7 separate regions of the Homo sapiens genome follow, and regions 1, 2, 3, 4, 5 and 7 are each linked to region 6. Evidence: chromatin loops called from intact Hi-C (ENCODE). Cell type or tissue: heart right ventricle. All regions are shown on one strand.

Region 1 (4,000 bases), 560 kb after region 6:
AAATGCAACACTTATTTACAGTCTCTCTTTATGATCTTAAGTAATCTAAAGATTAGGATGCAAATTCACTATGTAGTTTATAAAGCATGTTCTTTCTTATTTGATTACTGCATCACTACATTTTTTACATATATATAACTCTTTTTAACCCAGATATTCATGGTTTTGAAAAGAAGGTGAAAATTATTTCTGTCCTTTCTGTGTGTGTGTGCATGCGTGTGTGTGTGTGCACGCGCAAGAAAACTTTTACCTCATCCATTCATGCCTGCAACAAAACATAACTATGTGCAGGACATTAGGTTAAGTTAAATTGTTAGAGATTTACAGACTGCTTAAGCAATCTTATAAGATTCTTAAAGCGCAAGAAAAGATGACTTAGCTCTCACTTTTATAAGTTGACCAGTACAGAATACAGAGAAAAAGCACTATACAATCTATAGAAGCCACCGATTCTAGTCCTGCGGTAGAACTATGATGGATGGTTTCAGATTTCAAGGCTGTTTAACAAAGTTTTCTAGTAGATATGGCTAAATATGAATAGATGGAATGAATTTATTATTGGTCTAGGTGTCCAAGGAGAGACAGTAGCATTCATTCAATTACTGAAAGATTTATTGATAATGATTATTGTATAGCAATTACAAGGACCGGCCCTTAATAATTCTTTCCACCTCTGAAATTCTATATTTCTAGGGCTTCATGTCAGAGGGCAAGTTGCCTGATCGACCTGAGGGTATCTACCTGTTCAAAAAAAGGTCGGCACTGGTGGCGGGGCAGGGGCAGGTGGTAAGAATACCTGTCCTGCCTCCTTCCCCTAGACTTTAATGAGATAATGCATAATAAAGCATTTTATAAATTGTAACATTTTTATAAATTCATTATGTCTTACATGTGAAAAATGTAAATAGCCCCCAAAAATGTAAATGTCTTCAGAAGTTATCTACTTCTTCCTTCTGGCACTTTCTCCAGTTTAAAAGAGTCTAACTGAATTTTAACACTTAATAATAATGACTTGTTTGAAACATTGTATTTGCCACTAGATCAAACATTAGATTGGGAGGTGAAGGAAGGGTGGTTCTGGGAGTATCTAATATGTTGTCAGCGTTCTGGGAGTGTTTTTTACAGTTTGGAATTAGGAATCACTGATGTCATGATCAGTCACATTGTCATGGCAACATCGGAATTTCCTCATTTGCCTTCTCTTCACTTGGGGAGTATCAATTTGCCACAGGTCTGTCATCAGTTCACCCCATGTGTTAAACATACTAGATAACCCAGAACTAGTCATTCTTAAAGATACTCAGGGTGGGGAATTTTTATAAACTCCTTAAATATCCTATTTCAGTACTCTTAACTATGTATCCTGATGTTGGAAACTTTACCTTCATACATATTCAACTGAATAGAAATTCATTTGTAATTCCATATCTTCTTATTTGAACCTTTATAATTCAGGGGAGAATGAAAGGCTTTTCAGTATTCTCATTTACATAAAGGACATCATTAATTATTCTAGCATCCTCCTCTTTAAATGAAATAGACCTAATTTAATGGTAATTTTAGCAACTGAAGAGAAAGGAAACTTACTGTTTCTTTCCTTCTGTGTATTGAATGCTTTAAAACCTTACTTGTGCTATCCATCTTAGGTTTTGGATAGACATTGGTTATGCACCCTCTCCCTACAGATAATTAGGAAATTCTTATTAAATAACCTTTTGCAATTGTTAGCTTACATGAGGGTTTTGTTTTTCCCGGGTACAGTTTGCTGTTAAAGTTAGCTTTTTACTCATGTAAAGGACATGGTCATTCCAGGTTTGAATTAATTTTGTTTCCCACGATATAAAGATTTTTGGCTCCAGTTTTCCACAATTTTTTTTTTAAATTTCCTAAGTACTTTCTGTCTCTTCCCAGGTCCTAGTAGCAAGAGTGGATGTGATCAGAAATTTTCCCAGCACACCCATTCCTTCCTTCCTCACCTCAGCTCTTGTCTTTTACCCACAGTTTGCTCACATACATAGGTAATTATGTTACTTCCATCTCTTTGGAGTCAGAGAGACCCAAGATCAAACTCCAGCTCTACTACTGTAATTTCAGAGATTACCTAGTAATATCTTTCCATCACAATTTATGAGTTTTACTATAATTCATGGAAAATTCATTGAATTAACTTGAAATATTCTGAAAATAAGCACTTACATTTTTATAGGCTTACAATAGGCATGGAGAATAACAGCTCCATACTAGATTTGCACAATCAGAGTATAGAAGATTGAGACATCGTCCAGTCAATTTAGGAAAACAGCAATTCACAATATATGAAAAATGGACCTTCTCTTTGTCTTGGTATCCCAAATAGTTTACTTATTTTGCTGTGGAATTTGATCTATAGCTACAAATTCACTGTTGTTTAAGCCAAAGCAAAATCTTGAATTTTAATTTAAATGGCATTTTATTCAGATGTTGTATTTTTGAAAAGGATATGACTCCATGTACCTGTTTTTATAGATTTTTTTTTTTTTTTTGAGACAGGGTCTTGCTCTGTTGCCCAGGCTGGAGTGCAGTGGTGCAATCTCGGCTCACTGCAGCCTCAGCCTCCCAGGTTAGTTGGGCTAGCTAACTCAACGATTTTTTTAATAGAAAAACTTAGGGACAGAAACTTATAGATAACCCTTATGCCAAAAATTGCTGTCAGCTTTGAATTTTTATTAACTATTATGCCAGAGCAGAGCAATAACTAATTTATGAACAGATTAGATCACAAAATGTTTATAAGTTATTTGTTTCAAATTTGGAGGATGTTTCTTCATAGAGAGATGTTGTAAATGGTGATTAGGATTTTAGTTGACCTAAAATAAGCATCTATGAATCTCATAACTTAGCTAATATCTAATATGGTCTCTCACCCTTTTTTGAGGGAAAATAAAACTTGGTTCCAGTTCAGGATTCTGGAAATAACTTTCACCTAACCACCATCTCAGCCATCCTACAATATCCCAGAAGATAAATTTTTCTGCTTCTCTCCTAACTCTGTCCCACCAATGATTCCAGAAAAAAAAACAAAAAAACAAAAAAACTGGTTTAAAGAGAGAAGTTATACCTTAGCAACCATCAGTGAAGTGAGATTTAGATGCTAGGTTGGGGCTGAATATATATACCTGTACTATTCACGATATATTCGAATATTGGAAAGTTTGCATTTATATTCAGTGGAATGGAAATTCAATGTAAATCCACATGCTTTTACAACTGAGCAAATGGGGGCTTCTAGAAGGGATAAGTGCCTTGCCCAATGTGACACAGATGGTAAATGGTGAAGCCAGGATTCAGGGTCAGGTGTTCTGATGCCCAAGCTTTGGCTCTTAATACCATGTAAGTTTTTCTCTATGGGGCTTGGACTTGATCCATAGCTAATAGTAGTAATAACCATTATTAATATTATTGGAGACAGGGGACTTTGGAGTCAAAGAGACCCAAGATCAAACCCCAACTCTACTATGTATTGGATTTGTGACCTTGGGCAAGTTACTCAGTTTTCTCTTTGGTAAAATGGGATAGTCATTCTTCTGTCCTGGGGTATGTGTGTGTAATGTGCTTAGAAAGTGCCTGGAATATAGTTAGTTACTCAATAAATGACAGCTATTATTATTTAATACTACATGCAGAGAAGCAGCAGTGGGACAAAACTCATTTATTCTGTTTTGTTAACCAGGACAGAATAATCAGACTATGGCTTCTGGTAGGACTCATCAGAATATGGCTGTGTTTGTATTGTTCTCTATACCTTCTAGGATTATAGCTATAGTTTTATTTTATTACAGTGGTTTCAGTTTTATACGCATGTACTTTTATACATGTCTAGGGAGCCTTTACGTTTGGAATAAGAATTGCAGATTTTTTAAAAAGCAAAATAGTAAATAATAGAAAATGTTGCTGCTACTTTAGAAATAGGGTACTTTATCAACTCTATTTTGTACGAGGAAAGAACAGAAAGAATCTGCTG
Region 2 (4,000 bases), 560 kb after region 6:
CTCAGCCTACCAAAGTGCTGGGATTACAGGCGTGAGCCACCGTGCCCGGCCAGAGTCTTTTTAACATTCTTTTAGTATTCTTAGTATATCTTAGTATTTAGTATTAGAATTCTTTTAGTTTTCTAATTTAAATTTCATCATCACTTAAAAACTTTTCTTATCCCCATAAAACTATTGCAGAGTGTATCCAATCAAATTTTAGCATTCTGGATTGCACAGCATCCAAAATATCATGACCTTAGAGTACAGCCATAGAAAAATTAATCTATTCTCTTCTTTTGTGGTTTACATTGTGGTTTCCTAAGAGACCACTCTTGACAACTGAGGTTGTACAGGGAATTTTTTCCATAGATGCACAGACGACAGGTCTGAGCTGCTGGGGTGTTGAGCAGTAAGTTCTCAGAGAAAGGCACCTATGACTTGAACATTCTGATGAATGTTTTCTATTTTATACTTGTGCTTGATAACTTGCAGTAAAGGGTCCTAGTGAGAGGAGACAGCAAAAGGGAAGTCAAAACAGTTGTCTTATGCATGGAGTAGCAGAAAATAGTTCCACCAGATACACCAATTTTCAATGAATGCTCATTATACTGTGTTTGATACTTAATCACTTTAAAGGACAGATTTTTACGTAAATTTTGTCTGGCAAGTTCTTACTCGTCCATTGTGCACCTAGCACTGTGCCCAGAATAAGTTACTTTGCTTTTTTTTTTTTTTAATGAAAAGAATCAGGAATTACATGTGTGTTTTATACGGTTATTTATAATAGGTGAGGCTTTCCAGTTATCTGGCTGGAGAATGTTGGAAGAGCCTGAGTATGGAAGAGGTTCACTAAGTCACCAGCAGGATATCTAGGATGAATATTTTTTCCAGTTCCTTGCTGCTAGAAAAGCCTTTGAATGGCCACAGCTTTGCCAGAAGACTTCATTTCCATAGGGGACACTGTTTTCCTTAGGGAAGCCAGAAGGCATACGCCTTCACTTTTTAGACAAGTTAGGATTTTTCATTATCATGGCAGATGAGCCTTTCCAGGAAGGTATTAAGAGACCAGAAACCAAGGAAGAACTCTGTAGTATTTACTGCAGCGATAGTATTCTGTAAAAGTCACCGTGGAACAGGCCAATGTGAAGGATGGCAAGCCCGTCCCAGTGGCTTATCCAGAGACCGCAGGCTCTGTCAGTCCGGGCTGCTGTGGAGGCCTTCTGCACTGCACAGGTTCGGGGCTTCATACGTCCACGGAAAGGTGGTCGAGAAAAGGGACGGCTTGAGCAGCCGTAGGTCATTTACATCGGGAAACAAAGGGAAGTCCCTCCTCCCTTTGTCTCTTTTTTGCCGAGTTTCTGTGTCCTAAGAAAACACATTTGTGTCGCATCTAATAATTAACATAAGGAAGGATTACACTGTTCCAGGTTTTAGGGAGAAAGGTTTACCAAACCGGTGGCCTTAAATGATTTTCGCTCCTTGATATTATCATCTTGAAGGAAAGCTGGTAAACTCTGGCTTAGGGATAAAACAAAACTTTACCGATCGTATTTGGGTGAGGGGCTGGGGAGTGGAGAGCTGTTTCCTCTGCTAAAATTTTAGCGTGTGAATCGGGGGATGGAGATTTGCAGAGGTTTGACGGGAGGGTCGTGTGTTCGTTGAAGTAGGGGTGATTGTCCACACCTTTTCTTGAAGAGTGGCGCGGGGGGCCTAGTTCGAAAGGTGAAGAAGAGAGGGAAGACCGAGGTGCCAGAGTGGTCCCCGAAGCGACGACCTTAAAAGGGGCTTCGAGCCGGGGTGCAAAGCTGCCGCTGGTGCTTAGGAAAGAACCGAGGGGGAAAAAGAACAGAGGAGGGGGGTTGGCTACTCCGAGGAATGTGCGGCATGCGGGGAGCCAGACCCAACCATTGCACCAGAGCGGGGGCGCCGGCTGCTCCCCGGGCCGCCCGGCCCCGGCTCCGGCCCCGATCCCGGGAGGGAGAGCGCGGGGGCCGGGCGGGCGATGGGGCGGCAGGCGCCGCGCCCAGCGGGCGGGCGGGGAGGCGCGGGTGGGCCTGGGCGCGGCGCGAGGCGGTGCGCTGCCGCCTCCCCGCCCCCGGCCGGCGCGCTCTCAGGGCGGTGGTTGAGGCCGCGGTAGGTGGGGACGCGGCGGCGCTGCTCCTCCGCTGCCGCCGGGAGAGTCGGCGACGCCGCCAGCTCCGCGCGCGAACTCCCGTCCATGGCACGCAGGGCGGCGGCTGCCCGAGCTGCTCGAGTCTCGCCCGCTGCCGCGCCGTACTTTTAGGCGAGTGCGGAGGTCGAAGGCGGAGGGGAAGTCAGCGCGGAGCTGCAGCCCCCGCCGGCCGCCGCCGCGCGGCGAGAGGGAGTTCCCAGAGCTGCCGCGGCCCCGGGCCCGGCCGGCCACCTCCTTGCGCCCTCCCCCTCGCGGCGAGGCTGCCCCGCGCCCGCGCCCGCGCCCGCACCCGCCGCCGCCGCCCGCAGCGATGATCTTCCCCAGCAGCAGTGGCAACCCCGGGGGCAGCAGCAACTGCCGGACGCCCTATCGCAAGCAGGTGAGGCGGCGGCCGGGATGCCGCGCCGAGGTCGGCGAGCCCCGCGTTACAAAGGGGGCCGCGCTCAGGGGCTCCGCGCCTCCTCGGAGGGACCGGCTGGGCGGTGACCTTGTTTCCCAGGAAGGCGGCCGCGGGGACTGCTCGGCCGGCGACCTGAGCAGGGGAGATGCCCTCGCCGCCGCCGCCCGGGCCGGGCAGGGTGGGAAGTGGAGGAAGGGGCAGGGGCAGGAGCGGAGAGCCGGCGAGGGCAGAAGCGCGCCGGGCCGGGGGCTTCACCCAGCTCTGCAACAAGTTTGGGTTTTTCCCAAAACCTTTGTGTGTAGCGGAGTGCGGTAATAAGTCGTCACGCTGGTGTGCAGTCTTCGCTAGGAACCTCAGAGAACCTGTCTGATTCGTAGGAAACCCGGAAGACGTGTGTCTGTGTGTGTGTGTCTGTGTCTCTGTGTGTGTCTGTGTGTTCGCGCGCGCCCCCCTCATTTAAAGAAAAAAAAAGAGAAAGAAACAGGAACTTCTACTGTCACTTTCTCAAGGTTTTCAGTAGCACAGGGAAATCCTGTGACATCCTAGTTGCAGAAGATACTTGGATATGCCTGAGTCATACACATGCTCTTTCCTATTTTAATACCGTTTCATACATTTTTTAACAGATTGAACTCGAAAGCCACTTCAGTGGTTAGATCACAATCCCCTGCTGGGAAAAGGAATGGAGCTGGGAGCTTATAGTTGAGGCCTTTTGTTTTTCATCTTTGTTTTTAAAAGAAGGTTACTGAAGCCATGTTGTGATACATCTCACAGAGCCTTTCAGCAGCAGCAATAACAAAACGTAGCTTTAAATTATCTAAAAAATGTGCAAGTCTGTTTAGAAAAGGTTAAATTGATTTAGAGGTCAGTGGCAAGATGCTTGTTGAGAAAACAAAAACAGGATTGCAGATATTTTTCCTCCATAATAAATCTCTTGTCTGCATCCTTAGCCACTGAGACAAATCAATTAAGTTATTATCCCAAAAAGGATGCAAGCGAACTGTAGCCTTCCATGCAGACCGTGGCTCTCTTAAGATCACGACCGATGGCAGTGATGCTTGGTGGCTTCCCTTTAGGTATTTACAGGATTATTGATTATGTTTAGGTCTTGTTGTCGTCAGAGTCATTCTTTTTTGTGTGTATGTCCTAGCGTAAGTGTATTTGCAAGTATTTTGGCAGTGTCGAAAAGAAATGTTTTCTGCCTTCTGGTCTTTGGTTCTTTTCTATGTTAACTTTTCTTTAAAGAGGCAGTAAACACACACCGTGGTCTGTGTGCCCTTGATGTGGAAGTCCATGGAACTTTTACCTGGGTTAAGAAGTTCTTTCCTTTAATTAATTAAATAAATAAAATCTGCATTTATGACTCGGCTGAAGGATATGCTAAGATAGTCAAGATTCAGAAGCAGGCATCTCGAAGTCATTTCATGTGGCTTCATTTAAAAGAA
Region 3 (4,000 bases), 680 kb after region 6:
TGGGAAGTTTTAGTTATCTAGAACCAGTGTCCAAATTAGGAGACATGCCTCAGGCAAAAACACTGAAACACATGATCATGATTCAGTGATTTGTCTAAAAATGCTCTTCTAGGACCTTCCTGGAAGAGAGTACAGTCTTTGAGAAGACTAATGCGTATGGCATGTGAGCTGGAACTATCCTAGAGCTGAGAACAGCTCTGGCGCCCTGACTCCCTGCACAAACACCTCTCCCCCTCGCCACCACCACCACCTCTCAAAGACAAAGGCTAACTGTGTGTTCAGTGCTGCAGGAGACAGTATGATTTCCCATCTCGCTTTCTGAACCTCTCCATGACATTAATGGAGTGTGAATAAGTCCCTGTGTGCTAAGGGCAGGGAATGCCTGTTAGATTCTCAGTGTTGCACTGTTATCATTCTGCCACATCGCTCACAGCTTCATCTTGTCACAGAGGAGCCTCAATGAAGTGCATATGTGTCTGCTGGCAGACTCCCTTCAAAGGCTTCAGCTTGTTTTACATCTGCTTTCTGTGTTACTCTGACTTTTCCAATTGGTTATGTGTCCAGTGGGGCTTGAAAACCGCTCTTGCCCACATTTCATAACTCTGTGTGTATAGTGATATTATGAGGGCATTGTCCTATGCCAGGTAGCAGAAAAGATAATGTTTAGAGGGAAAATTATGAATCTAGTAAAAGGCCTGGAGATTTTTCAAAGGTTTTTATTGCCCATTTTGTTCCCTTAATATTTCTCTTAAGCATTGTTACCCTGTAAAAACAGAAAATTTTGGTAGCTCTAGGACAAAAGAAATACTTGAAGACATGTGGAATGTCCCTGGTACCTTCAGGATGTGCAGTCATATCTCCCTCACCCGGTACATAAAACAGAACTGGATCTGAACTCACACAGCATCATGAGCTGTACCTTTCAAGGGCTATACTCTTAAGAAGAATTGTTGTCGTGACAGCAAAAGCGCTGGAACAGGCCTAGGTGGCCAGTGGGGCAAGGGCGGTCTTGCAGATCCAGAATTCAAATTCATTCCTACTGAGGAGGAGAAGACTAGTTTTTAAAAAGTGACAGGGGCCCACAACCTGAGATGTGCCAGTGTTCTAGTCCCCACACCAGGCTTATGGTGAGGCTGCCTTACAACAATTATCACCATCGATCACACCCAGCCTACAGCCAGCCTCACAAATCAACATTTTACACCCTTTCACGATCAGGTTCTGCCAGTGAGGAGTAAATAGTGGAGTAAGATTTTATTAAAGCACAAGGCTCTTGGGTAGAAGTTGTAGGTGTTATTGTGTAACAGTTTTCTAAAAGACATTGACCAGTAACTTTATCCTTAACTATAACTTCAACATTTCTTCATTCTGTAAGAAGCCAAGGCAGCAACTCTAGCCAGCTCCTTAAATCTCTCAGATTCAAATCCCATGGATAACAGGCCAGTCCCCAAGTGTTTAGACCTTCTGAACCAGAAGTGTCCCTCTCCTGAGAATTTTTCTTCATTTGAAAACAAGAGGAGGAGCCATAATTCAAAAGTTTGAGCTCCCCCTGTTGCCACAGTAGTTAAGAACACTAGCTCTTCTAAGCACTTATTATGTTAACTATAACAATCTTTTGAAGTAGGCACTATTATCATCCCCATTTCAGAGATTATGAGACCAGAGACATTGAATAACTTTCCCGGAGTCACTAGCTAGTAAATACAAAAGCAGAATTTTAAACCCTTGGAGACTAATTATGAGCCAGTTAGAATACTGGTTAGAATACCACCATACAGTACACCCACCACTATAGCAGTTGGCACTGGAATTAAAAAAGATTAAGATCCACACACAGATGTTCCTGCGGTGTTAGTTACAATAATAAACTATGCAAATAAAATACTATGTCACCATTAAACAAGGTAGAGAAGGACCCACAACATAAATGGTAGAAGAAAAGGACCTATCATTGCAAATGTGAAAAATAAATGGCTCTACATAGACTTAGAAAAGTAGTAAATATAGAAAATTAAAAGATGTTTGTTGGAGTCATGGGAGGTATGGAGTTTTTGTTTTGTATTTAACATGACTTTAATATTGTCAAATCATTGTTTTACTGATAAACAACTCTTAGTTGATGGGTTGGGAAGTGAGGTGAAGGAGAATTTCAATAAGAAGAAAACTCAAACCCAGCAGGAGCAAAGCATGACTATATATAATCAGGTAACATGATTGTAACATGACGATATTACAAATGTTACTCTCTTCTCAAACTGGGTTGGAGATAGAAACACTACCTAAGGCACAGGGGAGGAGGAGAAACCTAAACAGCCTCGGGAGGAAGAACGTCCACAGAGAAAAGCTGTAGCTCTTCCTAGTGGTTGAATAGGTCAACAGAATTCAGTTAGAAAAGGAGAGGGCTAAAACAGGAAACGATGTTGTGCCCATAAAAAATAGATAATATTTATTGGATCCTTATTGAAATGTTTTAAAAGCAGCAGCTAGTTCCTTGCATTTTGTGAGTTGAGGAGTGTTGAAAGTAGCCAACATTATCAGAAAGAAAGCTAATTACAGTTGCTGAGTGGACTAGTTTTCCACAGTGGATAGGGAAGCTTCTATCAAGGGCAGTTTACATTTTACAGTGTTTTGATTAGGATAAAATACAGCATAACTAGAAAGATGGAAGTTTGGAAGTGACAGTTTCTCCACCTGTTAACTGCTGTCAGCATCTGACAGGGAAAAGCACGGAGAAGACCTTCGTTAGAACCTGCTGAGGAAAAGATCAGTTCTGTTACAAACTCTAGAGAGCTCCAAGTCCTTCCAAGCTGTTTGATAAGTGAGGAGGACTTGCAGATCTCATCATGAGCTACAGTGCTTACTCAGAGCAGGCATTCTAGAAGTGATTTTTTAGTACAAATATCAAAGAAAGACATTGGAGCACAAATCACTGTAGAGTTAAGTTTCAGAAGATCGGTAAGGAAAATACTCGGTGGAGATGGGCAGCAAGTCAGCCTGAGCCTTATCCATGGAGCTCACAGTCTCAGGAAGGATTGTCAGTACCACAAAATCAAGCTTGTGTAAGAGACCATCCCACTCTCAAAGCTCTGTTGAGAGCACACTGGAGAATCCAGTGACATGATTACCTTAGATGGCTCTTAAGAGATGCCGGAAAATATTAGATCAGTGTTTGCATTGCAGTGTTGCCTGGGGCCTTTAACAAATGCTCAAGGTAACACTGCAGTTGTCAAGCTGTTGGAGATGCATGTTCCTGTTGGTTCTGATGAACAGGAAAATAACTCTTTAGTTTTGGGTGATGAGAATGAGAATCCCTTTACAAACCCAAAAGATCACAACTAATTAAGGGGAAATTTAACCTAGAATGCTCTGCATATTTGGCAAAATCAGTTGATTTAAGGGTAGGTTATATCATTTTTATAGTACTTTAACACAGGAATACATCTTAAATCACAAATCATTTGTCAGAATTATTTGTAATCACTGCTTTGCAGAATAAGGTAAAAAGTTGCTAATCTGGAAAAGTAACCATGCATATAGAAGATTGACAGTTACATATTAATTTTTATATTAATTTGGCCAAACTTACATATCACTCAAAGTCATATGACTAGTATTTATGGCACTTCCTTTTCTGCATGTCAGTCTTCCGGTATCTCTCCCTTGTAAAAAACAATTGGAGTTCAGCTGAAAGGTACGCTCTATAGAACAAGCTACTGTCACATAGGATCTCCTGATTCTTCAACCTGTAACCTGTATATTCAGCTCCAAAAGGCAAACTAGGGACTACCGCTGGTTTGGTAGAAGCCACAGGAGATGCTGGCCAAATGAGGATCTCTCATTTTGTAACACGCTCACACACACTTAAAAATAAGTGGGTCATGACATCAGTGTGTTTTGTTTGTTTTTCCTACCCAAAAATCTAACAGATCATCTAACCCTTGCTCAACATCATGGTAAGACCACATATCAATTACAATAAGTCAGGCCCTTTTGCCACCCT
Region 4 (4,000 bases), 540 kb after region 6:
AATAGCATGTGTGAAACATACTGCTGGATTGGTTGCCTTGCAAGTATAAGGAACTGAAAGTCCAGATTACCTGGTTCTTAGTGGTGAGGAAGACAATAGTGCAAGATAGTACTGGAGAAATAAGTATGAGTCAAGTCTTGCAGAGATATGTGGGCCATGTGAAAGATTTGGTTCTTTAGCCTAAGATTATGAAACAGACTTTGGAAGGTATCAAGTAGAAGATGCTTAATCTACATTTATCTTAACAGCCTCCCAGTAGATTCCTGGCTTCCAGCCTCTATAACTTAACATTTATACTTATTGTTCTCATTTGCATTGTGACTGCTGTGGGAAACGAGGAAGTAGCATGTCTTCTGCAGGTAATGAGAACCTTTGTACCAAAAGATAGTGGGATGCTTGCTTCCTCAGAAAAGAATCTGGCTAGTAGGTTGATTCGGTCTGGATCCAAAGCTTTCAAAACTTGAATTTTATTCTGTCTTGAATGTGGACCACTTAGTTTATTCTGAAAATCTGATTTCTAGCAGATTTTCAGAATAAACTAATAAATCCAAGAATGGCCTGGGTTACCTAGGCAATAGTCTAATTTTATTAGACTATTTTATTAGACTATTGCCTAGGTAACCCAGGCCATTCTTGGATTCTGAGACCATTCCTCCTGCCACACACAACTCCCCGCAAGAACACTTAGCTATCAGTGGGAAAAATCCAGTGTCTTTCTCTTGCTGGGACCGTCATGTCCATATCAGTCATATACAATATCACAGGTAACCCTGGAGGAGGGAAAGGGGGATGGGGAACCAAAATGCAAAGGACCTGGTGCTAAGCGCCCCATCATTATTTCATGCAACTGAAAGTCAAGCAGATAGGAGAGTTGTAAAACTTGTCTACAATGAGAATAAGCAAGGAAAGAATTAAGGGTCATTTCACATTTAAAAATTCAGCTTACCACTTGAAGCTGTCAGTGCTTTGTGTGTAGAACTTTCAAATAATTAACATTTCTCAAACATCAAAACACAGCTAGAGGTGTGCATAAATAAAGAGGCACAGGTCCCAAAATACTATTTTTACTTTTTGAACTGGTAGGACTAATAGAAAAATAAATGAATACAATTGTTTAGATTAACTAGTTCTTATGGAAAAGAAGCACGGGAGAAAGTAGTTGTTAACCAATACTTGATTATTTGTTAATCACTACTACATAAGATAAAAAGTAGAAAAATAGGGATATATAGCATTTACTTAAGAGAAACATCTCTCTCTTAAACTTTGTATTTGTTTTTAAGCACTCCAAGATCTTGGCCAGGATATTTAACCTTTGATCTAGTTTCCCACTGCATGGTATGGCTATAGGAAATAGTGGATGTAAAAGGGCTTTTAAAAAATATAGACCATGATACAAACATATTTACTAGTATTATTGTTTCAATTATCTATTATGGAGTAACAAATTACCTCCAACTTAAAACTTAAAATGACTTAAAAATGACTTAAAACTTAAAAATGACTTAAAATTTTGCATTTTCCTGGGTTGGCTGGGATCAGCTGGGTGGCTCTTCTGCTCCATTTGACTTTGGCTGGGTCACTCAGGCAGCTGCATGCAGTTGGGAGCTCAGCTGGGGATTGAATGTCCAAGATGGCCTCATTGACATGCCTCACAGTTGTCTGGCTGTTGACTGGAGTGCCTCCATTCTCCTCTGTGTAGCTTCTCATTCTGTACAGCCTCTCTTTCCATGTGGATTCTAACTGGAAGGCAGACTAGCCCAGATTTCTTTACAGGGTGATTGGCTGAAAGCCTCTTCAGGCCCAGATCTGAAAGTCACTCAGCCATACTTCTGCATTCTACTGTCACACAGGGCCATCCCTTAGGCAAGGAGAGGTGAAACAGGTTCCAGTCCTGGACTTTGGAGGAGAGAATCACATTGGGAAAGCACATGCAGAGTGGGAGGGATTGTGGGCAGGTATTTCTGGAAATGTCTACCACAGTTATTATTAAATACAGCTTGAAAGAGTAAAAGATTACAATCCCAATGAATAAGAATGCTTATTCATTGTACTGCTTCCAGATATTAAAATTATTAAGTTACCTTTAACATATGTGTGCTGTACATAATAACCATGGCATATATTCACCATAGCTATTCTAACTGAAGGAAAAGATATATTCCCCAAAAACCTAATTCTTGATTTAGTCTTATTGTTTAATTTTTTAAAAAGTGTACTACAATCATAGTTTTTATTGTTTCAGAGGTTAAATGCACTTTACGTGTTTACTGATACAAAGGGAATTTTGAACTCCCTCTAGTGGCAAAAGATTTTCTTTTATTTTTTCCAAGAGCTTACTTAATAAGATGGCTGACATGTATAACAACATAGTTTCAAAAATGACCTGTTCTTACCATCAGAAGATGCCCACTTTCTCCTGTGTGAGTTATGGTGGGTCCTTTAATCTCTTATGAGAAATGTTAACCTTTCCAAGAAACATTGATCATATTATATGAAAAAAAAGGAAGAAAGGAGACTTCCTGTTAACTTTAAAGTGCAAAAACTGCTAACTGCTCCCTTTAGTCAGGGTCTTAAATAAAAACTATTATATTTTGACAATTAAAATATCATTTTCCCTGGCTAAAAAGTAAATTAAATTTTAAATTTTTGCCTGAAGAATTATTTTTTGAACAGACAAATGTATTTAATTGAAACAATCTTTACATAGAAAGCAATAGATAACTGTTGAAAAGTGCAGCTTGGAAAGCACTAATAGCCAAACTAGGAGGATCATAGGGATCCCAAAGTGTTATGCTTGTCTTGAATTCAAATTTGGATTTTCATAGCCAATAGGGAAGGAACATGGTTATCACCATTACGCCATACAAAAGGAAGCACAATGTCAAAGGGCGGGAATAGAAAAACAGCTATTACAGACTTTGTAAATTAAGTTTTCTTATCCCCACCCCATTGCCAAAGAGAATTAATAATACTAATTAACTTAGTCTGTTACGGGTCCATCTATAGACAGATTTATTCTGGTTCTTTATATAGTAAAAGGACATTTCTGTGATGCTAAAAGACATTCTTTAAAAATGCTCTTTTCCCAGCTATTTGTGGAAGCCGATCCAACCTATCCTGTACTGTCTCGTAGGTTGACACCCAAAACCTCTGTTCTCCTACCCACAGTAGTAGGAAAATGGCCAGGGATGGTAAGAATCCATAGAGTTTTTTTCTTCTTCTTCTTCTTCTTTTAAAGCTCTAGAAAGTGGAACCTAGGATTATAAAAATAATTCCCCGACATGCTGTTTTGTTTGGGACTAAACTATGAAATAGCAAGATTTCACTACAATAATTAATCCAGCCAATAAAAAGTTAGACTTTGTTTCTTTCCAATACCTCTTTTTAGTTCGACATTTATAACTAAGTCTGTGTCTCTTGTGGTCTCGATTACATCCGGTGTTTTCAGCTGGCAGCATTTCCTCTGCTGAGGCCACCCCACGTTTTTTGCCAGGCTACATTTCTGTGAATATAAAGAGAGAAAACCAAGTTGTATTAGAGAGTGAAATTTAAGGAGAAATTGAGTATAACTTTGATTTTTGAAACAAAAACCAAGCCACTGTATTTGTTATAAACAAACTGGTGATTAAAATATGTAGGCTCCAGAAGTACATGGAAAGTCTTATAGCCATCTCGTAGCCATCCTGCATGTTTTCTCTTAAATATTTATAATAACCTAATTTAACTAACAAACAGAGACCAGAGATTCCCTTCCAGCTTTGCTTGCACAGATTTGAAATAATGAAAGTGAATTTGCATTTCTTAAAATGGTGTTTTCTTCCAGCTCTCATAGAAATGTTTTTGGAACAGTGATCTGTGCTAACAGCTGTATTCAATCTTGAGTAAAAGTCACTTCCTGAAGAGAATGAAATTCAACTTAACATTCGAACTTGCCTAGAACATAATCCTGTAGGGTGAGTGTACTATGTGATTATGAAACTGGACACAGGCACCCTGC
Region 5 (4,000 bases), 650 kb after region 6:
AGTGGAAGGGGCAGCTATCTAATGTAAGAGTTAGGCCAGAACAACCAAATGAAATGGGGAATATCTTTCTATACCCTTAATTTTTGTGTCTTGGAAGTAGAAACATTGAAAATCATCAGGGCAAAAGAGGTAAATGTCATATAAAATTTACTTGATTTTGATTGCCTAATAAATTTTTACATCTTCTATCTCATCTCCAAATACCACTTTACATGCCAAGTAAATAAAGGAAATATAACCAGCTGAATTATTCCAGGTAGTGAGAATTCAGAATAACATGGGTAATGACCCTTTCTACTATTTTTAGGCCTCATTCTCCAAAAAACTTTATTTGCTAAACAGACGTAATGTATACTTTGTGTTCCTTCCCCTATCCAACCACTGTTGAAAGAGCTAAAGCAAGTTTTAGGAAATCCCCTTTGTCTGGGAGGCCATTGAAAAAACAAAGCAGCCAAAAAAGTGAGTTAGAAAACTGCATTCATCTGTGTGTACATGTGTGAGGACGTGTATTGTATTTTTTCTTTTTTCCCAGCAACTCCAAAATAACAAGAGGGGGTTTCCTCAAATAGATTTGTAGTCCTCAAATTCATTTCCCTCAAATAGATACCTTAGTTATTCCTTTTAAGCTTTAAAGCCAGTCCTGCCGACCCCCTCACTGAGGTATATGCTCTACTGGGCATGTTATTCCAAGATAGACCAATGTCATGTATCCAGAAGGTCTTTAGTCAGGTAACTTCTTCCTGAATGTCATCAGCATCTGTCTTAAGGACCTTAGCAATTACGGAGTCCACCCCTCATCTCCTTACTCTTTTGGAGCTGTGTGCAGAGTCAAACTGGGAATTACTTTCAATCTGTGGCACAGTCTGTGGTTGGTGACCCAAGTTTCCATAGCTGTCAACATGCTTGGCCTTTAAACTCCAAAGCAAACATTCTACCTCCCATCTTTGCTACTTAGTTGTGTAACCTTGAATACGTCCCTTACTGACTCTGCTCCTGAGTTTCACATCTACAAAGTAGGAGTAATACTCCACCTCCCCAAAAGATTAAGAAGATTAAAATAATTGGCGCATATATATGTGTGTGTGTGTGTGTGTGTGTGTGTGTGTATATATATATATATATATATATATACACACACACACACACATCTCGCTTAGAATAGTGCCTGGCATAGAGTAGGAGCTGTATACCTGTAAGTAATTACTTTTATTATTCCCCTGAATTAACTCACGAGGTCATAAGTTTTCTGATGTTGATGTTTTATTTTTCTCTTCTTTTTCTCATTTCAATCCCCTGTCCCTCCTACTTGCTAATTATGGTCATATACATAGGCACAGCGTCTTTTACGGGATGTGTGAATCCCTGTTTGTCCTTCAGGAGCAGCTATTATGAAAACTATCATTCTATATGCATGAGCAACATTCTGCCCTTTCTCAAAGTTAAAGTATCTTTTTTGTTTATACATATCACTTTTTTTTTTACTGTTGTTTTAAACACACCCATTGTGTTTTCAGGTTTAATAATATTCATAAAATATTCTAAAACTAGCACAAGCACTGCAAATGACCCCATGTGCCTTAAATGAATTTACAACTGAAATGACCAATATTAAAATAACTTAACAACCATTGTCGCCATCTGTTGGTGGTGGTTGGAGTGGACGCCACTCTCCAGAGCTTTGGCTTATAACCTGGACTCTTCAAAAGCTGCACGTTCCCTAGCACACAGGAAAATTGTGTGTGTGTGTGTGTGCACGCGCACGCATGCTTGCACGCACACACATACGTTTATACATTTGTACGTGCCAGTGGATAAAGTCTATAATGATATGCACCAATAATCATATCCAGGACTTCAGGTGATTTTAATTTTTCAACCTACTTTTCTTTGTCTTCTAAGTGTACAATAAGCTTGTGTTTCTTTTGTAATATAAATTACCAAAAAGGTAGAATTTAGGAGTAACTAAGTGATAGAGGCAGAGGAGAAAATTAAGCTTTATATACTAAGTGCAAACTGAGATATACCTACATTTTATATTGTAGCAGATGAAAGAGGAGATCTAAATGGAAAGAAAGAAATGAGTAAAACTGTGGTGTAAACTAAAGAAGTTTTAGTAAATTCTAAGTAAAAGGTTTTATTAGCCAAGCTCACTTGGGCCAAGAGGTTTGAACATGAGCTTTTACCTGTTATCCTCTCCCTTTGAAATTCATATTATTATATAGTCATGTCTCTTAATTACTCTTCATCTTTTTACTGTCAGAGCTTGCTCTGGAGTGGATTATCTACTCTAGCAAAGAATATTATAATCTGGGTAGCTGGGGCTGTGGTCTAACCCAGTTACTTTGAAGCCAGATGAAATCCAAAGAATCTTCATAGTCACAGTTTTTTTTTTTTTTTTTTTCTTTCATGAAATTCTACATCATGCTGTTTGGTCGTGCACTTTCTTAGTGTCCTTAGAGTGTGAATTCCGCCAGTCAGGAGACCTGTTTCTCCTAGTACATCATATGTCCCTATTCCGTAACAGTGATTTTTTTTTTAAACAGGGGGTCTCACTCTGTCACCCAGGCTGGAGTGCAGTGACGCAGTCCTGGCTCATTGCAACCTCTGCCTCCCAGGCCCAAGTGATCCTCCCACCTCAGCTTCCTAAGTAGCTGGGACTACAGGCGTGCACCACCACGTCCAGCTAATTTTTGTATTGTTTGTCGAGAGGGTGTTTTGCCACATTGCCCAGGCTGGTCTCGATCTTCTAAGCTCAAGCAGTCTGCACACCTCAGCCTCCCAAAGTGCTGGGATTACAGGCGTGAGCCACCGTGCCTGGCTGATGATTTAAAAAAAAAAAAAAAATTAAGCTACAGATAGGAGCAAGGGGAGGTGAAGATCTGGTTGCTTTATGAATTTGTACCCAGATGTCTGTTACTCTTACAGGCATTGGTGATTGACAACAGAATTAGATTAAATGTTAACTGTCTATAACAGCTCCCCCTCACCCCTCACTTTAAATCTTACTGCAAGTAAAATGAGTAGAGAGAGATGATGACTACTGTGAACCCTCCCACTCCTTATCCCAGTCCCTGAGGTGCCATTTGATATATGGCTCCTCCTCATATTCTAGATCTGGACCTTTCCTGGCTCTTTTGTCATGACATCAAAAACTACTGGTTCTATACTGCATTGCCACAATAAGATATCCAAGTTGCCCACTGAGGAGCTAACTTAGCTAGGGCCTGACGGATTTCAAGGGTTGCATCTTCTAGTTCTGGGGTCTGTATTTTAATGGGAGCCTCTTGTGCTGGAAGTGGTATAATTGAGTGGACAGCCCAAAAGAAGAATATTTTAGGAAAGGGAAGCCCTTCAGCACCTTAGGTAAATCCAAATAAGCAGCTTCCTGTGCCACTTGTTTGCAGAAGGCCAGTATGCAGCTGCCCCACAGACAGAGTGGAATCCGTTTCTGATGTTCTGTGAAATCACAGTCTTTCAGTCTTACTCCACAACTTGCAAGGAAAACCACAATAGAAAGTAAAACTGATAAATGTCAGAAATCACTCTTTTTCTACTCACCATCCTCTGTCTTGTTATCCCTCTTTCAACCATAAGCCACGTGTTTATTTCTTATGTTTAAAACAAATGAGTAAAAAATGTCCTGTGCTTGGAAAATGAATATTTGAGTACCGTACAGACCTTCCATTACCCTTCTTCTTCCATACTCAGAGGGCATTGTTTCTCAAAATCATTTCATTGATAAGTTGCCATGAAAATTTACTCATTTGTGAGCTCTGGGATTTCAGGCAAGGTGTAATGCTCAAAACTTGTATGAGCTTTTTGTTTTCTCATATGCACAAATGGGAATAATAACACCTACCTCATAAGATTGTTGTGAAGTTAATTAAATAAAAGCATACATGCAAAGTACCTGGCACAGTGTCTAGGACATAAGTAGGAAGTCAACAAATGTAATGCCCTTTCTAGTTTCTTAGAAAATAGCCAACTAAATAGTTGAAGA
Region 6 (4,000 bases):
TTCAAGAGTGTCATATAATTTTACATTCCCATCAGCAATATATGAGTGATCCAGTTTTCCATATCCTCACCAGCACTTGGTATTGTCAATATTTTTTATGTTAGCCATTGGGATAGGTGTATGGTGGTATGTCATCATGGTTTTAATGTGAGTTTCCCTAGTAGCTAGTGATGTTGAGCGTCTTTAATTTGGCACCCATATCTCTCCTCTGGATAAGTCTCTGTTCAAGTCTTTTGCCTGTTGTTAAATTGGGATATTTCCTTACTGTTGAGTTTTGAGAATTCTTTATACATTCTGGATATAAGTGCTTTGTAGGATATGCAATTTGCAAATATTTCCTCTCAGTTCTTCTATTATTATTATTATTTTTAGACAGTCTCGATCTTGTTGCCCAGGCTGGAGTGCAATGGCACGATCTCAACTCACTGCAACCTCTGCCTCCTAGGTTCAAGTGATTCTCCTGCCTCAGCCTCCTGAGTAGCTGGGATTACAGGTGCCTGCCACCACGCCTGGCTAATTTTTGTACTTTTAGTAGAGACAGGGTTTTGCCATGTTGGCCAGGCTGGTCTCCAACTCCTGACCTCAAGTGATCCGCCTGCCTCAGCCTCCTAAAGTGCTGGGATTACAGGTGTGAGTCACTGTGCCCGGCCTTTCTATTTTCTTAACAGTGCCCTTCATATAGTAAAAGTGTCAGATTCTGGTGAAGTCTCAGGATCTGTCTTGAATATGCTGTGTGGATGCTGGTGGGTGATTCAAGCTCCCAATCTCAATCTCCCCCTCATCTCATCCCCATATAGTATGTGGTCTCCACACCCAATTCCCAGGACTTCCCCTTCACCTCTCCTGCTCACAAAAGTCAATTCCATTGTTAATTACATAATGCAAATAAATACTTGATTTGCTTTCAAAATTAATTCAGCATGAGGCATGTTTATTACATGTTTATACATATATATGTTTACCCATTTCAAAGTCATATACCTTTTGGAGGTAGACACTTGGTCTTCTATTCTTGCCTGAGCAACACCTGGAATATCAGAAGATGATAGAGTATCATCACTGGAAGGACTTAGAACCCTGGTCCTAAACATGTAGCCTGTGGATCAGCAGCATCAGCATTGCCTGGGGGCCAGTAGAAAGTCAAACTGTGACCCTACCCCAGGCCTATGAGTTAGAATTTGTATTTTAATGAGATCCCCAGGTGCACATTAAAGTTTTTGAAGCAAGCTGTACAGCTCATCTGGTTCTCACTCTTACTTTCCAAAGAAAGATACTGAGGTCCAGAGAGAACAAGGCTAGCCTTCCAGGCCAGTGGTAACTGGGGCTACAACCAGGGTGAGAACCCAGCCCTCTTTCTCCATGGCTTGTGTGTTCTGCACAGCACCACCTGCCTCCAGCGTTTTGGATGACTGTACACCTCAGCCTGTATGGGGAGCATCTGCATTTGTCCTAATGTGGTCTTTCTCCAAAAAGACTCCTGTCACTTCTTATTTCCAATATCCCCTAGGGATATCCAACTTTCAAAATGTAGACTTCTAAATTTTCATAGAGAAATGAACTAAACACTCTTTGGGGGAATAAAGTGATTCTTTTCCCCTTGCATTTGTTTACTTCTCTGTAAGCTCCTGAGATGGCTAACACACTAGTTGTTAATCACACCATCTGTTCAAACAGCATTTCTAAATCATTCGATTCATACTTTTCTTTTTAAGGAATTTTTTTTTTCTGAACAATATGTTTGTGCCTGTGTTCCTCCCATCATTTGGCAATGCAGTTTGAGCTATTTAAACTTTCCTATTTATTGTAAATGGCTTTTCAATCAGCAAATATTTTTTTAAATGTTCATACACCACAAAAAGCTGTGTCTACTGACTTTTCAAACATTGGAAACAGTAGAAAAATCTGTTCCAGTCTGTCTGCTGTCAAATTTTTAACCATCTGATTATATTTCAATGAAGTGTTTAGGAAGATGATTTATCTGGCTGACCCTGGGAAATTTTCCTCATTGGCCCTGAAGATGGCAGTGCTCTGCAATTTAGTACAACTCTTCACTTTTTTTTTCCCCCTCCTCTAAAAGGAATTTCTGGAATGGCAGAAAGTGGGGGAGGATTCACTAAATCTGAACCTTCTAACGCTTAGCATAAACCTCTTCTGAACCCTGGGACAATTTGGTTTATCTTTTGGTCCCTTTTTGTTGTTGTTGTTTAAAGCTGTACCCAATGCATTTCCTGTTTCCAGCCCGGATCAGAAATGGAAATAGTTTAAAGGTTATTCTCATATCATGGGTAACCAGGAAGTGCCTATATAGCTTACTGAGAAGCTGCTTTTCACAAGACTGCTTAGCTTTAAAAACAAACAAACAAAAAAATCTAACAAAGGCTCAATCCAAGATAAGCAGGAGCTAAGAATACTGGCGATTCTGAATTCCTACTGGACCACATCTTTGGGAGCCGGCCTCTCCTGGTTTCCTCTTCTTTTTTTTTTTTTTTTTTTTTTTTGAGACGGAGTCTCGCTCTGTCGCCCAGGCCGGGCTGCGGACTGCAGTGGCGCAATCTCGGCTCACTGCAAGCTCCGCTTCCCGGGTTCACGCCATTCCCCTGCCTCAGCCTCCCCAGTAGCTGGGACTACAGGCGCCCGCCACCGCGCCCGGCTAATTTTTTGTATTTTTAGTAGAGACGGGGTTTCACCTTGTTAGCCAGGATGGTCTCTATCTCCTGACCTCATGATCCACCCGCCTCGGCCTCCCAAAGTGCTGGGATTACAGGCGTGAGCCACCGCGCCCGGCCGGTTTCCTCTTCTTAACAACGGAGGCCTGCTGCCTGCTGACATTCTTTATATTTCATAGCGGGGTCTGGAGGGGTTTAGAGGGACACATGCTCAGGCTTCAGGCAGGATAGACCAGAGGGCAATTTCTTGGTCCTGTCATTGTTAGGGTATGGACATGGGAACAGAGGCGGGGACAGGAGTGTGTAGCCTTACCCAACTTTCTTTTGGGATTGTGAAAGTTTGGTGACAATTCAGCTAGCCAGAAAACATTTATTAAAAACAATTAGGGGAGAGGCCTTATATTAAATGTTGTTATAAATAATAATAAACAGCAATATTACGTGCCATAAGCCAATTCCCTTGATAAATATTTTAGCAACATCTCATTTAATCTTTACCCACAACTGTATGAGGTAGGTAATATACCTATTTTTTTTTAATATGTTAACTGAGGGACAGAGGGGATAGGAAATGTGGTTAAGGTCCCACAACTTGTATGTAAAGTTGTTGAGTAAAATGTCCTATGGCATTGCCTAGGGCACTCCTCAAAGTGTGGTCCCTAGACCTGCACCATTGGCATCACTGGGGAACTTGTTAGAAAGGCAAATTCTCCATCTGCGCCTGGGACCTGCTGAATCTGAAACTCTAGTGGTGGAACCTGACCATCTGTGTCTTAACAAGCCCCCCCAAGTGATTCTGATGCACATTAATGTTTGAAAACCATTGGACTGGACTAGGCAGTTATCTGTGGTAACTTGGCAGAAAAAGATGGCGCTCCAGTGCCAAAGTGCTGAATGCTGTGGAAGGGAAGTCCTCACTAGCTGCCAGTGGGAAGGATGGACAGGTAGCATAGCCCCTAATGTACATCCTTGTTTGGGCGAAGGCTGGGCTGGCTTTAAACTTGCTTCTACTCTTGTCCTTGAGGTGAAGGGCATCTTCCAGGAGGACATTTCTCTCACATCACTTCCCACCACCTATTTTCCAAACCTTCCCCCAGGCCTGGGGAATTCTTCTCTGGCTTTGAGGGGATGAAGGGATTGGAGATGGAGGTATAAATGAGGACAACTACCAAGGAATCATCTCATTTTCTTCTAAATCTTTCACTCGCCTTTTGAAAGTCCAAAGCCAGGAAAAGATTCCTTTCTTTTCTACTTTCTGTGATCTTCTCCTCTATCAGACAATGAGCTTGGAACAGGTGGAATGGAAGGTGAAGAGAGATAAAAGTAGGAAGGAG
Region 7 (4,000 bases), 860 kb after region 6:
CTCAAAGGATGGTTCTGTTTCCTGCTCTCTGCAAGGAGAAAATGAATGTCTTATTACATTCCTAATAACTACAGATAATGAGGGGAAAACCATCATTCACAGCATCAATGAAAAAGGTGGGTGTTTTGCCTTCCATTGCCGATGGCAAATGATACTACACAGGAGAAGAGAAAGCAACCAGAAAATCGCTCTGGGTAGCATGCCAGGAAAGACATTTCCAAAATTTTGATGAAGTTTCTTAAAGTTTCCCAAGGATTGAAAGATGCCAGTTAGAAGGTTCAGTATGTTCCAGTGTCTCTTATTAAGACCAGATAAGGGTCGGGCACGGTGGCTCACACCTGTAATCCCAGCACTTTGGGAGGCCGAGGAGGGTGGGTCACTTGAGGTCAGGAGTTGGAGACCACCCTGGCCAACATGGTGAAACCCTGTCTCTACTAAAAATACAAAAATTAGCCGGGTATGGTGGCCTGCACCTATAATCCCAGCTACTTGGGAGGCTGAGGCAGGAGAATTGCTTGAGCCTGGGAGGTGTAGGTTGCGTTGATCCGAGATCGCGCCACTGCACAGAGTGAGACTCTGCCAAAAAAAAAAAAAAACAGCTAAGATGACTTGTAGTTGCAGCAGTCATCATCTTCCTGAAATCTGAAGATGATTGTGAACTTGGCCTTGAAGCTCAGGTATGCCGAGTGCCCCTGGAGTCTTGCTCTGGAAAAATCTCATGTAAATCAACTCCTTTGAAATGCATACATAAAATGAGTCTTGTGGCCGTTCATTAGGGAAACATAAGGAGAATCCTGCTGTATAAGGAGAAATTACTTTATAATACCAAAAAAGCCTGCCTGCTCATTATCTGTCTTACAAAATAAAATTCTCCAACTACACTCCCAACCCTCTGTGACTGTGGCAGTGACTTTAGCAAGTTATCTTGAAATCAAAGCCATCCCTTACAGTATTGATTCTATTGAAAAAAACGAGTTTCAAAAACAAAAACGAATTTCCAGAATAAGTCCTGCTTTTAATTCAGAGACTTTTGTATCTAGTTGGTGATTTTTTTTTTTTCAGTGAAACATGCCTTGGCTAAATGCCTCCTCATTACTGAGCTGTTGTCTGTTCTTTTATTCTTCCACACAATAAGAGTGGCACCACAACATGCCATTCTGCAGAGCACGCACAGATGCCCTGATGCTTTTTATTATGGCGTGTTATTATCCCCATGCTTTTGTAGTAGGGAAAAGTGAGGGGAAACATAACCTCCCGGAGGCTTAACAAGAGTCACCTGACAGCCTCCAGGCTCCCTCTTCCTCAACAAATGTCCGCATGGTTGGGTAGGCCTGGCACTTCCAGGGGCCAGCAGAGCAGAACCTGTCCCCAGAGGTCCATGGTCCCTCCTGTCTCCCGTCTCACAGCTTTCAGACTAGAAAATCCCAGGGTGGCCTGGTGGAGGCTTGGGTAGAAGAGGCAAACTGAGAAGTGAGAAAGGGGCTGATCCCCAGGGTCCTCTAAGCAAATTGAAAAAAAGAACTGAGTGAAGGGTCGCCACCAGGGTGCTTGTGGACACAGGTGGCTTCTTTCATCTTCTTTCTTTCCCCCACAGTCCGGAGGGACTTCCAGAGCATAAGAGCCACAACAGAGTCAAGGAATGATAGGCGGGAAGGCTTCCTGGCTGGAAAGTACCAGCTAGGGTAGATGCTATACCCACAGGTTCCAACTTGGAGGCTCCAGGCCCTTGAGGTGATGAGGATAGAAAAGGGGAAAGAGTGCTGTATTTGCTGTAACAATAGTAATATTAATTATTATAATAGCAGCTCTCATTTTTTGAGCCCTAATACCATTTGCCAGATGTTGTTTTATATATTTTACATGTATTAATTCGCTTAATATTCTTAACAACCATATAAAACAGGTACCACTATTATTTTCATTTTAAAGGTAAGGAAATTGAGGCATAGAGACATTAAATAATTTTCTAGGTCTGGCAGTAATTACGTGCCAGAGCTAGTTGGAGGAGCTCTGGCAGCCTGGCCTGGAGCCCCTGCTCTGAACCACTGTGCTCTACTGCCTCCTACTGGCTGTACAATCATCATAACTATCTGAATCACAAAAAGATGTTAGATCAGCATCATCCGACAGAACTGTTAGGCAAACCCTATATGTAATTTAAAATTTTCTAGTAATTACATTAAAAAGTAAAAGAAACAGGTAAAATGAATTTTATTTACGATGTTATCCAAAATATTGTCATTTCAACGTGTAATCAGTATAAAAGCTGAGATATTTTACATTTTTTTCATGCCAAGTGTTCAAAATCAGTGTGTATTTCACCCTTACAGCATAAGCTACTTGGGAAAAGTCACATTTCAAGCACTCAATATGCACATTGAGCTACCAGATTGTGCAACGCATGTAGCACAGTTAGATACTCAGGACCTTAGAAGTAGGTGCTGCACCAACCTGGACTCGATGGGCCACATTGCCCACAGTGATAGAGGTGACCCTCTTCTTCCACGTAGAAATCCATTTTCAGTCTGAGCATCTCAAGAAACATCCAAGTATGAAAAGTGATGATCTCTATTGTGTAAGACCTGCTCTGGCACTTGGGCCAACATCTTTAATTGAGAAATGTACAATTCCTGAGGACTTTCAGTTCTTAAAATAATTATCTCTGCCAGACCGCACCCATTTCTTCTTTAGTCCCTCCTGGAGAACCCTCCTAATTCATGTCTAGGTGCAGGATTGTAGCAAGCTTCATCTTGCTTTGAACAGGAACATACTATGCCCCACCCCAGGCATTTCTTAGCCAAAGATGTAGCCAGTATATATTCTCATGACACAGGCCTGCCGCTTTATTTGCAGGAATGTGCTCACCTATTAGAGGCAGCTATGGTTCATTTGCTATGCGAGAATATAGTCTTTAGATCTTCATACAGTAATAGCTATGTCATTAGCTCCTTTACTTATTTCTGCATAATCTCTTTACATGGTTTCTTGGCCAAAGAACAAAAGTGTGTGAGGCCAGGCATCATGCTGTTAGTGGGTAATTAGCCCCACTCAGATTCACATCAACTCCAGATCCTTACCTTAAAGACAGCATGACTAGTCATATGTGTATAACTCTCCTTATTAAATATCTAAAAGCAGTAAGACTTAGGATAAACTAAACATCATTCATTTCCTCCCCAGATCCCATGGATTTTGCCTCATTTCTTGCAGAGAGATGCAGATATCTAATGATAATTTTATGTGGGATTTTTTTTCCATGAAAGTAAGAGGAGAACATAATTATAATGTTTCATTAAGAAATGTATCATCTCCTAGGCATATTGCAAGGACTATTAGTCATTCTGCTGTGAATTAGGAAACGTACTGTATAATTGCAAAATTACATTAATATCTTCAATACAGTCAAAATAACATTTCATAGAATATTCAAGTTGAAAGTACCCTACAGAACATCTAATTTCCCAGACTTGCTTGAGGATAAGAATAATTTAGAATATTTAATAACACAGAATCGGTGGCTTATCCAAGACCCACTGAATCAGAATATTGGGGAAGGGGTCCAGGAAGCTGTGTTAGTAAGCAAGAACAGTTCAGCTTATTGGTATCATCAGAAAAGGTAAGGGAACACTGAACTTTGTTTTACAGAGGAAGGGCCTGGGGCTCAGAGAGGTCAAGGGACTGGATCACATTCACACAGCTACTGTACATCAGATGGGAATTGAATCTACCTCTCCTGAATCTAGTCTAGGAACTTCCCCAAAACCAGACTACTGCATTAGGGTTCAACAAAACAGAACTGAAACCCATCATTGTCTTCTGTCTATAAAGAAAGAAGGAAATAGTAATTTTTTCCAAGGGATAGGTTTTTATATAACTTTTAATATAGTCTTCTAGACTCCCCATGATTCAAGAAGGTCCATGAAAAACTGATGACATGCAGCACACACACACACACACACACACACACACACACACACACACTCCATTTCTGCTTTATCGT

What was found. Hi-C counts contacts between places; a loop is a spot of excess contacts. Peaks named below come from ENCODE experiments on the same cell type or tissue, not always from the same donor. Only the 100,000 strongest peaks of a DNase experiment are listed, where the experiment ranks them.
Region 1: a loop joins it to region 6, with 2.3 times the contacts of the local background. A loop is called at or near these places in 33 of 110 quality-filtered maps.
Region 2: it touches region 6 in a loop (3-fold over the local background); 18 of 110 quality-filtered maps call a loop at or near these places.
Region 3: it touches region 6 in a loop (2.6-fold over the local background); 4 of 110 quality-filtered maps call a loop at or near these places.
Region 4: a loop joins it to region 6, with 4 times the contacts of the local background. A loop is called at or near these places in 26 of 110 quality-filtered maps.
Region 5: it touches region 6 in a loop (5-fold over the local background); 64 of 110 quality-filtered maps call a loop at or near these places.
Region 7: a loop joins it to region 6, with 2.7 times the contacts of the local background. A loop is called at or near these places in 22 of 110 quality-filtered maps.

What each region holds. Positions count from the first base shown.
Region 1 is chr2:160,413,369-160,417,368 of GRCh38, reverse strand. The region is part of intron 1 of RBMS1 (RNA binding motif single stranded interacting protein 1); the gene reads left to right. Among named protein-coding and RNA genes, the nearest start is that of MIR4785, 7.5 kb to the right of the region's middle. In heart right ventricle, no CTCF peak of the experiment used is centred here; no DNase peak of the experiment used is centred here.
Region 2 is chr2:160,405,998-160,409,997 of GRCh38, reverse strand. All of the region lies in intron 1 of RBMS1 (RNA binding motif single stranded interacting protein 1), which reads left to right. MIR4785 (microRNA 4785) reads left to right here and starts at 2,116; the gene lies at 2,116-2,188. RefSeq lists silencers at 2,279-2,428, 2,679-2,768. In heart right ventricle, a CTCF peak has its summit at 2,282; DNase peaks (open chromatin) are centred at 1,797, 2,147 and 2,897; H3K4me3 peaks cover 3,136 bases; H3K27ac peaks cover 3,895 bases.
Region 3 is chr2:160,289,923-160,293,922 of GRCh38, reverse strand. All of the region lies in intron 6 of RBMS1 (RNA binding motif single stranded interacting protein 1), which reads left to right. Among named protein-coding and RNA genes, the nearest start is that of LINC02478, 20 kb to the right of the region's middle. In heart right ventricle, CTCF peaks have their summits at 1,540 and 2,365; no DNase peak of the experiment used is centred here; H3K27ac peaks cover 3,922 bases.
Region 4 is chr2:160,427,739-160,431,738 of GRCh38, reverse strand. The region is part of intron 1 of RBMS1 (RNA binding motif single stranded interacting protein 1); the gene reads left to right. Among named protein-coding and RNA genes, the nearest start is that of MIR4785, 22 kb to the right of the region's middle. In heart right ventricle, a CTCF peak has its summit at 2,305 (motif pointing left); a DNase peak (open chromatin) is centred at 3,465; H3K4me3 peaks cover 915 bases; H3K27ac peaks cover 2,597 bases.
Region 5 is chr2:160,322,014-160,326,013 of GRCh38, reverse strand. All of the region lies in intron 2 of RBMS1 (RNA binding motif single stranded interacting protein 1), which reads left to right. Among named protein-coding and RNA genes, the nearest start is that of LINC02478, 52 kb to the right of the region's middle. In heart right ventricle, CTCF peaks have their summits at 1,434 and 1,643 (motif pointing left); a DNase peak (open chromatin) is centred at 1,673; H3K27ac peaks cover 1,894 bases.
Region 6 is chr2:160,968,445-160,972,444 of GRCh38, reverse strand. No RefSeq gene overlaps it. Among named protein-coding and RNA genes, the nearest start is that of TANK-AS1, 190 kb to the left of the region's middle. In heart right ventricle, a CTCF peak has its summit at 2,015 (motif pointing right); a DNase peak (open chromatin) is centred at 2,022; H3K4me3 peaks cover 470 bases; H3K27ac peaks cover 1,073 bases.
Region 7 is chr2:160,108,196-160,112,195 of GRCh38, reverse strand. It overlaps ITGB6 (integrin subunit beta 6), which reads left to right. Exons shown (of 15, transcript NM_000888.5): 13 at 1-116. Among named protein-coding and RNA genes, the nearest start is that of PLA2R1, 48 kb to the right of the region's middle. In heart right ventricle, a CTCF peak has its summit at 2,062 (motif pointing left); a DNase peak (open chromatin) is centred at 2,035.